Regions from separate parts of the Homo sapiens genome. Here region 1 is linked to region 2. A link is an interaction called in ENCODE POLR2A ChIA-PET data of the cell type or tissue named here. Cell type or tissue: HCT116. All regions are shown on one strand. Each heading gives the region's core, and the rest is flanking DNA. Links, peaks and the distances in the headings are about the cores only. Region 1 overlaps FAM168A (family with sequence similarity 168 member A). Region 2 overlaps FAM168A (family with sequence similarity 168 member A).

The links. Peaks named below come from ENCODE experiments on the same cell type or tissue, not always from the same donor. Only the 100,000 strongest peaks of a DNase experiment are listed, where the experiment ranks them.
Region 1: POLR2A ChIA-PET joins it to region 2 with 5 read pairs; 2 of 35 experiments call an interaction of 5 or more read pairs at or near these places.

What each region holds. Positions count from the first base shown.
Region 1 is chr11:73,491,133-73,496,511 of GRCh38, reverse strand. All of the region lies in intron 1 of FAM168A (family with sequence similarity 168 member A), which reads left to right. Among named protein-coding and RNA genes, the nearest start is that of FAM168A, 100 kb to the left of the region's middle. RefSeq lists enhancers at 1,166-1,683, 1,684-2,202. In HCT116, for the core only: no CTCF peak of the experiment used is centred there; a DNase peak (open chromatin) is centred at 2,081; H3K4me3 peaks cover 1,008 bases; H3K27ac peaks cover 1,427 bases.
Region 2 is chr11:73,562,117-73,567,495 of GRCh38, reverse strand. All of the region lies in intron 1 of FAM168A (family with sequence similarity 168 member A), which reads left to right. Among named protein-coding and RNA genes, the nearest start is that of FAM168A, 33 kb to the left of the region's middle. RefSeq lists a silencer at 738-1,032. In HCT116, for the core only: no CTCF peak of the experiment used is centred there; no DNase peak of the experiment used is centred there.

The sequences.
Region 1 (5,379 bases), core at 163-5,162, 71 kb after region 2:
TTAAGTATACACTACAGTAGTGTTAACTATATGCACTTCATTGTGTGATAGATCTCTAGAACTTTTTCATCTTGCAAAACTGAAACTAAAGGTTGGTGCAAAGGTAATTGTAGTTTTCGCCATTGAAAGTATGGTCAAAGCCGCAATTACTTTTGCACCAACCTAATATATCCGTTGAACAACAACTTCCCTTTTCACCTTCCACCTTGGTAACCACCATTTTACTTTCTGTTTCTAAGAGTTTAACTTCTTTGGATACGTCATATAAGTGGAATCATGCAGTATTTGTCGTTTTGTGAGTAGCTTACTTTACTTAGCATAACGTCCTCAAGATTCATGCATATTGTAGTATACAGCAGGATTTTCTTTTTTAAGAGTGAGTAATATTCCATCATGCGTGTGTGGGTGCAGGTTGTGTGTATGCGGGTTGTGTGTATGCATGTGTGTATACAACATTTTCTTTATCCATTCATTCATCAGTGGACATTTAGGTTGCTTCCACTCTTTGGCTGTTGTCCATAGTATTGCAATGAACATGGGTGTGCAAATATCTCTTTGAGATCCTGTTTTAAATTCTTTTGAATGTATATGCAGAAGTGAAATTGCTGGATCATATGGTTATTATATTTTTAATTTTTTGAGGAACCTCTGTATTGTTTTCCATAGTGGCTACACCATTTTATATTACCACCAAATTTTAAATAAGGGTTCCAATTTCTCTACATCCTCATCAACATTTGCTATTTTCTGTTTTTTTGATAATAGTCATCTTAATGGGTGTGAGGTGGTATCTTGGTGTAGTTTTAAGTTGTGTTTCTCTGATAACTGATGATGTTGAACATACCTTCATACGCTTGTTGGTCATTTGTATATCTTTGGAGAAATGCCTGTTCAAGTTCTTTATCCATTTTTAAATTGTATTAGTTGTAAAACTCTATGTCTTAAATAGTACCCCTATCCATCTGATTCGCTCCCATGCCTGGAGATGTCACTCAAGGAGGCTGGAAGAGCACCCCAGTGATTTCAATGGAGATTGGTGGTGAGTGGGCCAGCAGTGGTGATGGAGTGGTGATGGAGATTGAGGAGGCTTGGTTGCTCAAACTGCATTGTTCTTGATTGGGTTATTCTTGACATCACACACTCTTCAGTTTGATTTTATTTATTTATTTATTTATTTAATTTTGAGACGGAGTCTCGCTCTGTCGCCCAGGCTGGAGTGCAGTGGCACGATCTCGGCTCACTGCAAGCTCTGCCTCCTGGGTTCACGCCATTCTCCTGCCTCAGCCTCCCGAGTAGCTGGGACTACAGGTGCCTGCCACCATGCCTGGCTAATTTTTTGTATTTTCAGCAGAGACGGGATCAGTTTGATTTTTTTTTTTTTTTTACGTCTATACCATTAAGCCTCAAATTAGACAGGCAATTCCCTGGGGAGTCTTTACTGAGTCCTGAAATTACCCTCTCTTCCATTTTCTGAGCCTTTAGCTTCTTTTTTTTCTTCTTTTTTTTTTGAGACAGTCTCACTCCATCACCCAGGCTGGAGTTCATTGGCATGATCTTGGCTCACTGCTGCAGCCTCTGCCTCCTGGGTTCAAGTGATTCTCATGCCTCAGCCTCCCAAGTAGTAGCTGGGATTACAGGCATGGGCCCCCACACCTGGCTAATTTTTGTATTTTTAGTAGAGATGGGGTTTCGCCATGTTGGCCAGGCTGGTCTTGAACTCCTGACTTCAAGTAATCCGCCCTCCTCGGCCTCCCAAAGTGCTGGATTACAGGCATGACCTAACTTCTTCTAAAAGTGTACTTCCTTTTCCATCAAGAGTGCTTTCCTGGCGTTGGTGCTGCTAGGAATCTACCTCTTCATTGTGCCCATCCTCCATTTTTTCCCCAATTTTTCTACGTCTTCATCACAATAAAACTCTTCCTGGCTCTTTGCCCAAGGCTGCAGCCTAAAATGTTCTGGGGCCTCTGCATCAAACAAGGGTGGTTCTGCCAGGTTTTTCTGAGCCCTTCTGTCCTGAGACAAAGGACTTGGCCTGGTATTCAGAGTGTCAACCGCTTGGAATGTAACAGTTCCTGATTCAGAGCCTTAGACCTCCCACTGCAATGGCTCAGTGTCTTTGAACTAACCAATAAGCACAGGAGATCTCTTGTCCTTTGAGTAGAAGAGCAGCCTCACTGCCACTCTTTTGGCTGGGACTCTAGGGGCCTGAGGTCCTGTTCTGGATTTGTGACCTGCTCTGTGACTTTGAGTGAGTCACTTAGTCTTTGTTTTCCCAGTTGCAAAATGAAGGGCTTAAATTAAATGATCTTTGAGGTCCTACCAAGCTCTAACACTCTTTGGTTCAATTCTGTTAATCATACATGTACATGTATATGTACATACTGTACATAATGTACATGTCCATACTGTACATAATGTACATGTCTTGGTGTTCTTGGCTCTTTATTAGCCAGTGGGGCACTCCATAGGTTAATAAAATAGACTCTGCTTTCAGAGCTCATAGTCCAGGAGGGAAGCAGTTGCATAAACAACTAAATCTTCTAACATGAAGTGTTTCTAGAATGGCACTGTCACCATGTATTTTTGGGATAGAGGATAGTGATTAGTTTTAGTTGGAAGGGTCTGTGAAGCTTCATGTAGGAGACAGCGTTTGAGTCTTTGGTCTTGTCTTCACCTCTGTTCTGTTGTTCTTTCCTCTCTCCATCTCCGTGTGAATTCCCAAACCTGGTCTTTTTTTAAACTCTGGGACAGTTTTCAGGATAAGTTATGTTCCTCCTTAAATAAAAATAAAACAAGGCTGCGCATGGTGGCTCATGCCTGTAATCCCAGTACTTTGGGAGGCAGAAGCAGGTGGATTGCTTGAGCCCAGGAGTTTGAGACCGCCTGGGCAACATGGTGAAACCCTGTCTCTACAAAACAAATACAAAAATTAGCCTAGCATGGTGGCACACGTCGGTAGACCCAGCTACTTAGGAGGCTGAGGCCTTGGGAGGATCACTTGAGCCCAGGAGGCAGAGGTTGCGGTGAGCTGAGATTGCACCACTGCTGTCCAGCTTGGGTGAGAGAGTGAGACCCAGTCTCAAAAACACAAAACAAAACAACCTTTAAAAAGACCCTAAAAACTAAAGATACATACACAGACACAGTGAGCCTTTCCTCCTTTCTCTGAACCCCTGCAATAACTGTATACGTATGGTCTACGGGCTACCTGTAAAGTTCGTTTAGCACTTGTTATCTTGCCTTTCTTTTATTATTTGGAACTATGAGTTCAAGCTACTTCTCTCATTTTGTCTGCCACCAGGACTTTTTTTTTCACTTTGTGATTTTTTTTTTCCTACTTTCATTTTAGGTTTGAGGGTACATGTTCAGGTTTGTTACATGGATACATTGCATGTTGCTGAAGTTTGGTGTATGAATGATCCTGTCACCCAGGTAGTGAGCGTAGTACCCAATAGGTAGTTTTTCAGTCCATCCTTCTCCACACTCTTGGTAGAGCCCAAGGTCTGTTGTTGCCATCTTTTTGTCCATGCTTACCCAATGTTTAGTTCCTGCTTATAAGTGAGAACATGTGGTATTTGATTTTCTGTTTCTGCATTCATTTGCAAGAATGAATAGAGGATAATGGCCTCCACCTGCATCCATGTTGGTGCAAAGGACAGGATTTTGTTCCTTTTTATGGCTGCATTGTGTTCCATTGCCACCAGGATTTTGAACTCTGAGTATTTGAGTCACATTTTTGCTATTAGACTATCTGCTTCTAAGGGCAAACCGTATCTTATTCTCTTATCATCTGTGCCACCTCTAAGTGATTTACATAATGAATAATCCAGAGCAGAGTATCATTAAATATGGTTTATTTTATTTTATTTTATTGAGACAGGTTTTGCTCTGTCACCAGGCTGGAGTGCAGAGGTGCGATCTCGGCTTACCGCAGCCTTGACCTCCAGGCTTAAGCAATCCTCCTGCCTCAGCCCCCCGTGTAGCTGGGACTACAGGTGCACGCCACCGTGCCCGGCTAATTTTTTTGAAATTTTTTTTGTAGAGATGGGGTTTCACCATGCTGGTCTTGAACTCCTGGATTCAAGGGATCCACTGCCTCAGCCTCCCAAAGTGCTGAGATTATAGGCATAAACCACCATGCCAGGCTGAGTTTGTTTATTTTAAACCAAGTCTTTTGCTCTGATATGAATGTCATATTTGCTTATTTTTTCAGGATGTGCTGGTTATGTTGTTAAGTGATTAATTTATAATGTGTGGCATTCTTTTTTGTCTATCTTGATCTTTCGTTCTTGCCTCAGCCATCTTCTTGGCTCTAAGAAATACGGTGAACCTTATGACATGATGGGAGGAACATTGGGCTTGGCGTGTGAGGAGTCAGGGTAAAGTCTGGGCAAGTTGCTTCTCTCCTTTTAGGCTTTTCTCATTTGTAAAGTAGATGCTAATACCAGCCCTGACTCTCCATGGAGACTATGGAAATCATAAAGCTATCTTTTTATTTCTTTGGTTTTTAGCATTTTAAATTTAACTAACATTCACAAAGTACCTTTGATATAATTAGCCCTGTGCTGGAGGAATGGAAAGAAGAATCATACTTGGCCTTTGTATTCCAAGGACTTTACACACCTTATTGGTCAGGCAGTTATGAACACAAAGAAACAAGGGAGTGAACAAAGGAGGTAGATGGGGAAAAGAATTGGGGATTATGAATGTTGGACTTGCAAGCTTATGTGGTTCAGTTTGGAGATCTGGCTTGCTTTGTGAAGATTCTTTCTATGACATCTTAGACTATAGCTGGGTTAACAGGTCTGCATCCCACGTATGAGATGAGAGTCAGTGTTCTACTAGAGATTATCGTTTTTATACAACAACAGTGTGGTGCAGGAGAAAGAATAGGGAACTTGAGTTCAAGTCCCCGGTCTGTTACTTAGAAACTATGCATCCTCCTTGAATATGTTACATAATACTGTTGAAAACTCAGTTTTGTCTTGAGTAAAAACAGAATAAATACCTCAATAATTATTCAGTTCAATTTAACAAACATTTATGGGAGTCTTCTCTGTGCTAGCTGGATTCTGAAGTTTCAGAAGTGAAAGGAGAGTCTTCTAGGAACTCTCAGTCCAGAGAGAAGAATTATGCCTTGTAAGAGCGTCTTTTGGTTGTTAGTATTATGCAGACATGCAGGCTTCCACCATGGATGACCAAACATTAAGTCTCCTTCCCGCTGGAGTGGTATTACCATAAGTAACTTCCCATCATGTCTCCTTTCTGTTTGTGGTCTTCCCCTCTCCATGGGCTCTTTTCTCATCTCCCATCAGCTCCTAACCTGCCTCTCTGGCCAGCTGTCTGGGGAGTATGTGTATATATGTGTGTTTTGTCAAC
Region 2 (5,379 bases), core at 260-5,259:
TAAAACCTTTTCCTCATTTATTATCTTAATTCTCACCACATTGAGAATTTCTTTGAGGTAAGTGGTATAACCATTTTGCTAACTGGGGAACTGATTATGAGGTATCAAGTGACTGGTTTAAAGTCACAAGTCTGGCTCAAAACCGAACTCGTTATCCTTTTCCCTCCATACCTTCTTCTCTTTGTATTTCTTATCTCAGTGAATGACATCACCATTTTCTCAGTCACTCAAGCCGGAAATTTGAGATTTCCTTATCTTCTCATATTCCTTCAGTCACTAAGTTGTATAGATACTATCACCTTAACATTTCTCGAATCTATTCCTTTCTCTCCATCCCCACAGCTGTTGCCTTAGCTCAGACTCTCAGCAGCTCTTGTGTGGACGGCAGCCTCCATTCTTCCATCTGCTGCCAGGGTCACCTCCTGTGACTCCTTCTTCTCAGCCCAACCCTGCCAAACCACTTGCAATCCTTGGGACTTAACTATACGCTGTTAAACTGCCAAATCTCTACTCGTGTTGCTTCTTCTACTCAAATGGTCCTCTTCCCTTCTCAACTTGGCAAACATGGCCTTATTTTATTTTTAAAAATCTACCACCTACATTGCTTCCACTGTAAAGTTGTTGCTCTCTTTTCCAGGTAGAATTGACTGTTTTCTCCTCATGCTTCTCCTGTGTTGATGCCTGTTATAGGACCTGTAACATTTTATAGTAATAATTTGTAATATGTCTTGCTTTTTATCATTAGCATTCAATATTGTACCTGATAGAAAACAGCTACTCTGTAATTGCTTGAATGAGTAGAGTGTATGACAGACTGGGACTTGAATCCAAATCTTGTGTTTTTCTTATCATGATGGCTCATCCTGTGTAAGTGTGTACATATTTCCTGAGTTGCTTCCCAACACCAAATTTGGAGGTCTGACTTTCCAGGAGCTCTTTTCATTGGCAATCAAGTGTAGCCCTAAAAAGGGCTATTTCAACAAATGGATGCTTAATTGTCTTTCCATGTGGATTTTGGGGGTGTGCTTTTTTGGTAGGTGCTGCTAAAACCATTGTCTGTAACTTGCAAAATAAGTAAATGCTGGATGTTTGGCTTTAATTTTTATTGATTACATCAAGGGATAAAAGAAGTTTGCTTTACATTTGGAGGGAAGGCAGGCAAATTAGAAAAAAATGCATCCCCTTGAAGAGGGTTTTATTTTTAATATTATTTACAAAGTATATATGTGAAAATAGAAAAGGAATAACTTTAATTTACAATAGACACAATTTAGGGAAAAATGCTAACATCCCAGTGTAAGTGTAAATTCAGCTTGGCTATTACCATTTCTGATCACTGAAGCTCACTTATTGTGCATTTAAACCATCTGTTCTGGTGTTAATCCCTTAAAACTCAATTGGTAGATGTTAACATGATAAAAGGTAATAAAGCTTGAAATATGGCAGTCATTTGGTCTGGTTTACTTTTCAACTAATTGCATGCAAACTTAAGTGTCTTTGGGAAAAAGGAAAGGGGGGAATTAATGCTGTAGTCAACTATTTTGATCTCAGCTTGAGCCCTGCACACCTGCCACTGGCTTGTGGAAGTTTTCCTCCATAATTAAGAGCTCCTCTCTCATGTTATTACTTAATTGGATGCCGCAAGAGCCTGGTGAAACAGTGGAATCCTCTTAATTGCAGCTTTTAAAACAAATCACCAATGTTTAATATGGTATTGTTTTTAAAAGCCTTCCCTGGAAAGATTTTTTATTGTTTCAAGTCCAAATGGAATGGAGTGTTGAGGATTCTGCTCTTTATGAAGTTAGAAGTCATATAGTACTTTGAAATGTCTCTCCTTAAAGAGTTAGGGAACATAACTAATATTTACTGATGCTTTACAATTTGACCAAGTGCTTTCCTTTTATCTTGTTTTAATTCCTATAGTAGCTCCAAGAAAGGTATTATAATGTTTCCCATTTTACAGATGAGGAAATTGAGGGTCAGAAAAGTGACTTGCTCAGGGTCACACAATTAGTAAGTGGTAGAGATAGATGCAAACCCTACCTACCGATGCAAACCCTTTATTTACCTCCTGTCTCAATGAGCATAAACTGCATGTGTGGAAATATCAGTATAGTGGGTTTTTCCTTTAACTTATAATGTGGTCTCAATTTAGCTTACTGTGTTTGGTACTTTTCTGTTTGAACTGTCAGCCGTTACGCATATAGTGGAAAGAGCAGCCTGGTAGTAGGTGAGGAAGCCAAAATGCTGGGAAATGACAGAATATCCCATTCCATGCTTAGATCATGACTGTTATCTAACTGAAACATCCTCCTGTAAGGTTGTCAGGGTCTTTGTGGTCCTGCTGCAGTGTGGACAAGTCCTTTACAGTGTACTTAAGTGCTGAGCAATTTTGACAGCTGGTTTAAATGAGCTTCTGTGGCAGTCACTTCCCTTGAGGCCTCAGTGCCCATTTTCCTCTCCACCCTAGTAGTGGAAAGAGCTCTTGATAGGGAATCAGGAAACTTTGATGCTATAGTTGTAGTTAGGTGATTTGCTAACTGACCCTTTTTCTTCAGGACTAAGTTTGGTCAGTACCACCTCTTTGAAGACTTCCCTAAAGTCTTAGGGTGGCCTTCCTTTTTTTTTTTCCTGGACACTCTGACACGTTGTTTTAAGTATTGGCTGTATGGCACTTACCACATTGTTCTGCAATTATGTTTCTTTTAGACTAGAGCTATACCTCTAGCCTTCTTTTTTTTTTTTTTTTTTTTGTGACGGAGTCTCACTGTGTCGCCCAGGCTGGAGTGCAGTTGCGCGATCTCAGCTCACTGCAAGCTCTGCCTCCTGGGTTCATTCCATTCTCCTGCCTCAGCCTCCTGAGTAGCTGGGACTACGGGCGCCCGACACCATGCCCAGCTAATTTTTTTTTTTGTATTTTTAGTAGAGACGGGGTTTCACTGTGTTAGCCAGGATGGTCTTGATCTCTTGACCTTGTGATCTGCCCACCTTGGCCTCCCAAAGTGCTGGGATTATAGGCGTGAGCCACTGCGCCTGGCCACCTCTAGCCTTCTTTTTACTACCAGCCCATCTGCACTTGAGAATCACTGCCCCAAACTGTATATTCTGTGAGAGCACAGTCACAGGGTTCCTTGAGGTGGACATTTGTAGTTTGCTTCTGTAGCTTCCTTCTTATCTCAGCAATGGCCTCAGATGTTGGTTTTAGGAACCACACCTCCCCCCTGCTTTGCTTCATATAGTTTGGGTAGGAATTTCTTAGCTCTAGTGTTATGTGAACCAGGCTCAAGGTAACCAAGGCATCACATTCTTCCGGCCATAGTGATTGGTTTAGGGGTAAATGTGTTTTAAGCTGGTCTAAACTGAATGTTCAGGACTTTTGTAAGCCGCTATAGAAGACCTTCTCCAAGTCCTGCTACACTACAGAGGTGTGTGGCTGGAGCTGCTATAGCCATTTTGCCACCTTAGGAGGAGAGAGTCTGGCTTATGATAGAACCAACATTGAGGAAGTGAAGCTAAACAGGTGGAGGCAGTGACTTTGAGCTCTGAATTGAGCCTCCACCATAGTCTACCCTAATCTTGGGCCTCAGTTAATTAAGTCAGTAATTAGGCTTTTTGCTTAAACCAGTTTGTTTTCTGTCATTTACAACCAAGAGTCCTAACTAATCTATTTCTCTTCTGCACTTAAGCATAGTTCATAGCCTAGTATTTGTTAATTGGGTAAATGATTGAACTCTATGACTTAGTCTTTCTTAGTCTCAGTTTCTTTTTCTGTAAAATGGGAATGATAATTTCTGCCTGCCTGGCTCAAAGGGTTGTTGTGAGTTAATAGAAGGAAAAGCTTTTGGGTCTCCCCTTCTGAACTTAGTCTATACCAAACAATTGACCATTTAATTATACAATTACATATAACCATTGTATAATTTTTTTTTTCTTTCAACTTGATTGTGTACCCCCTTAGAATGGATGGCATCTTACATACTTACTGTTTTCCTCCTACTGCTCAGCACAGTGTTGGGAAAATAGTGGGCACTCGTGAATATTTATTAGTGATGACAATAGCAGCTACAGTTTATTGCATACGTTTATTGGGCCAGATAGTGTGTAGGCATTCTACATAAATTATCTCTAAACCTCAGCTAATAGCAGTATTAGATAGCTATTATTAGATAAGCAGTATTGTCCTCAGAGGATAGTTGCTTAGCTAACAAACGGGAGAGCTGAAATTGTTGGTTGAGTTATGATGGAAAATAAATGTGATGGAGCCTTCCAAAGCATATACCAGGAATGTTTGAGATGTCTGCCTTAGGTGAATGATAGAGGTGAACATCAAGTAAATACCTGATGGGGATGAAATCCTGGCCTGGTTTGGAATTGCTTGAAAAGCTATTTTTCGAGTCTTTTCTTGGAGTAGTTTAATTGACTTCACTAATCCATTGCATCACTATTAAATAATAATAAAAGATACAGAGAGTAGTAGCATTAGAAATACTGGTCACGAGGATACTATATATTATGGTGATGTCCCATTGAATATTACAGTGAATGTCCCCTCTCTGGGGCCCGTGTGAATTGATGCCTTACTAAATATGCTCAGCTGGTACTCAGGGTACGTTTTGCTCAGGTTCAGGCAGAACCACCCTGTTAGTAGGTAACCTTTTATTCTTTTTTTTGAGACAGAGTCTTACTCTGTTGCCTAGGCTGAAATGCAGTGGTGCGATCTTGGCTCACTGCAAACTCCACCTCCTGGGTTCAAGCAATCCTCCTGTCTCAGCATCCAAGTAGCTGGGATTACAGGCGCCCACCATCATGTCCGGCTAATTTTTGTATTTTTAGTAGAGACAGGGTTTCACCGTGTTGGCCAGGTTGATCTTGATCTCCTCACCTCAGGTGATCTGCCTGCCTCAGCCTCCCAAAGTTCTGAGATTACCAGCATGAGCGATCGTGCCAGGCCAACCTTCTATTCTTTATTGAATGTTAAACTCAGACTCTAGATTAAGCAAGAAATCAAATGAAAAAGTCTAACTAGCATTATACGCTTCATTCTGTGATGGAAAACACTTTCTCCTTGAAGCAAGAGATCTAGGTTGTAGACCAAGGTCTGAGTCAAATGATACTGTTTATAAGGACCTGCTAGATAATTTGCATATATTATATAATCCCCAAAAGAACCTTTCAGCGTAAGTGTTACTATCCTCATTTATGATGAGGGTCAGAGAGATGAAGAGAGGTCATACAGCTGTAAATATTCCCCTGTAGGCTGGGTGCGGTGGCTCACGCCTGTAATTCCAGCACTTTGGGAGGCCAGGGCAGGCGGATCACGAAGTCAGGAGTTTGAGACCAGCCTGACCAACATGGTGAAACCCTATCTCTACTATAAAT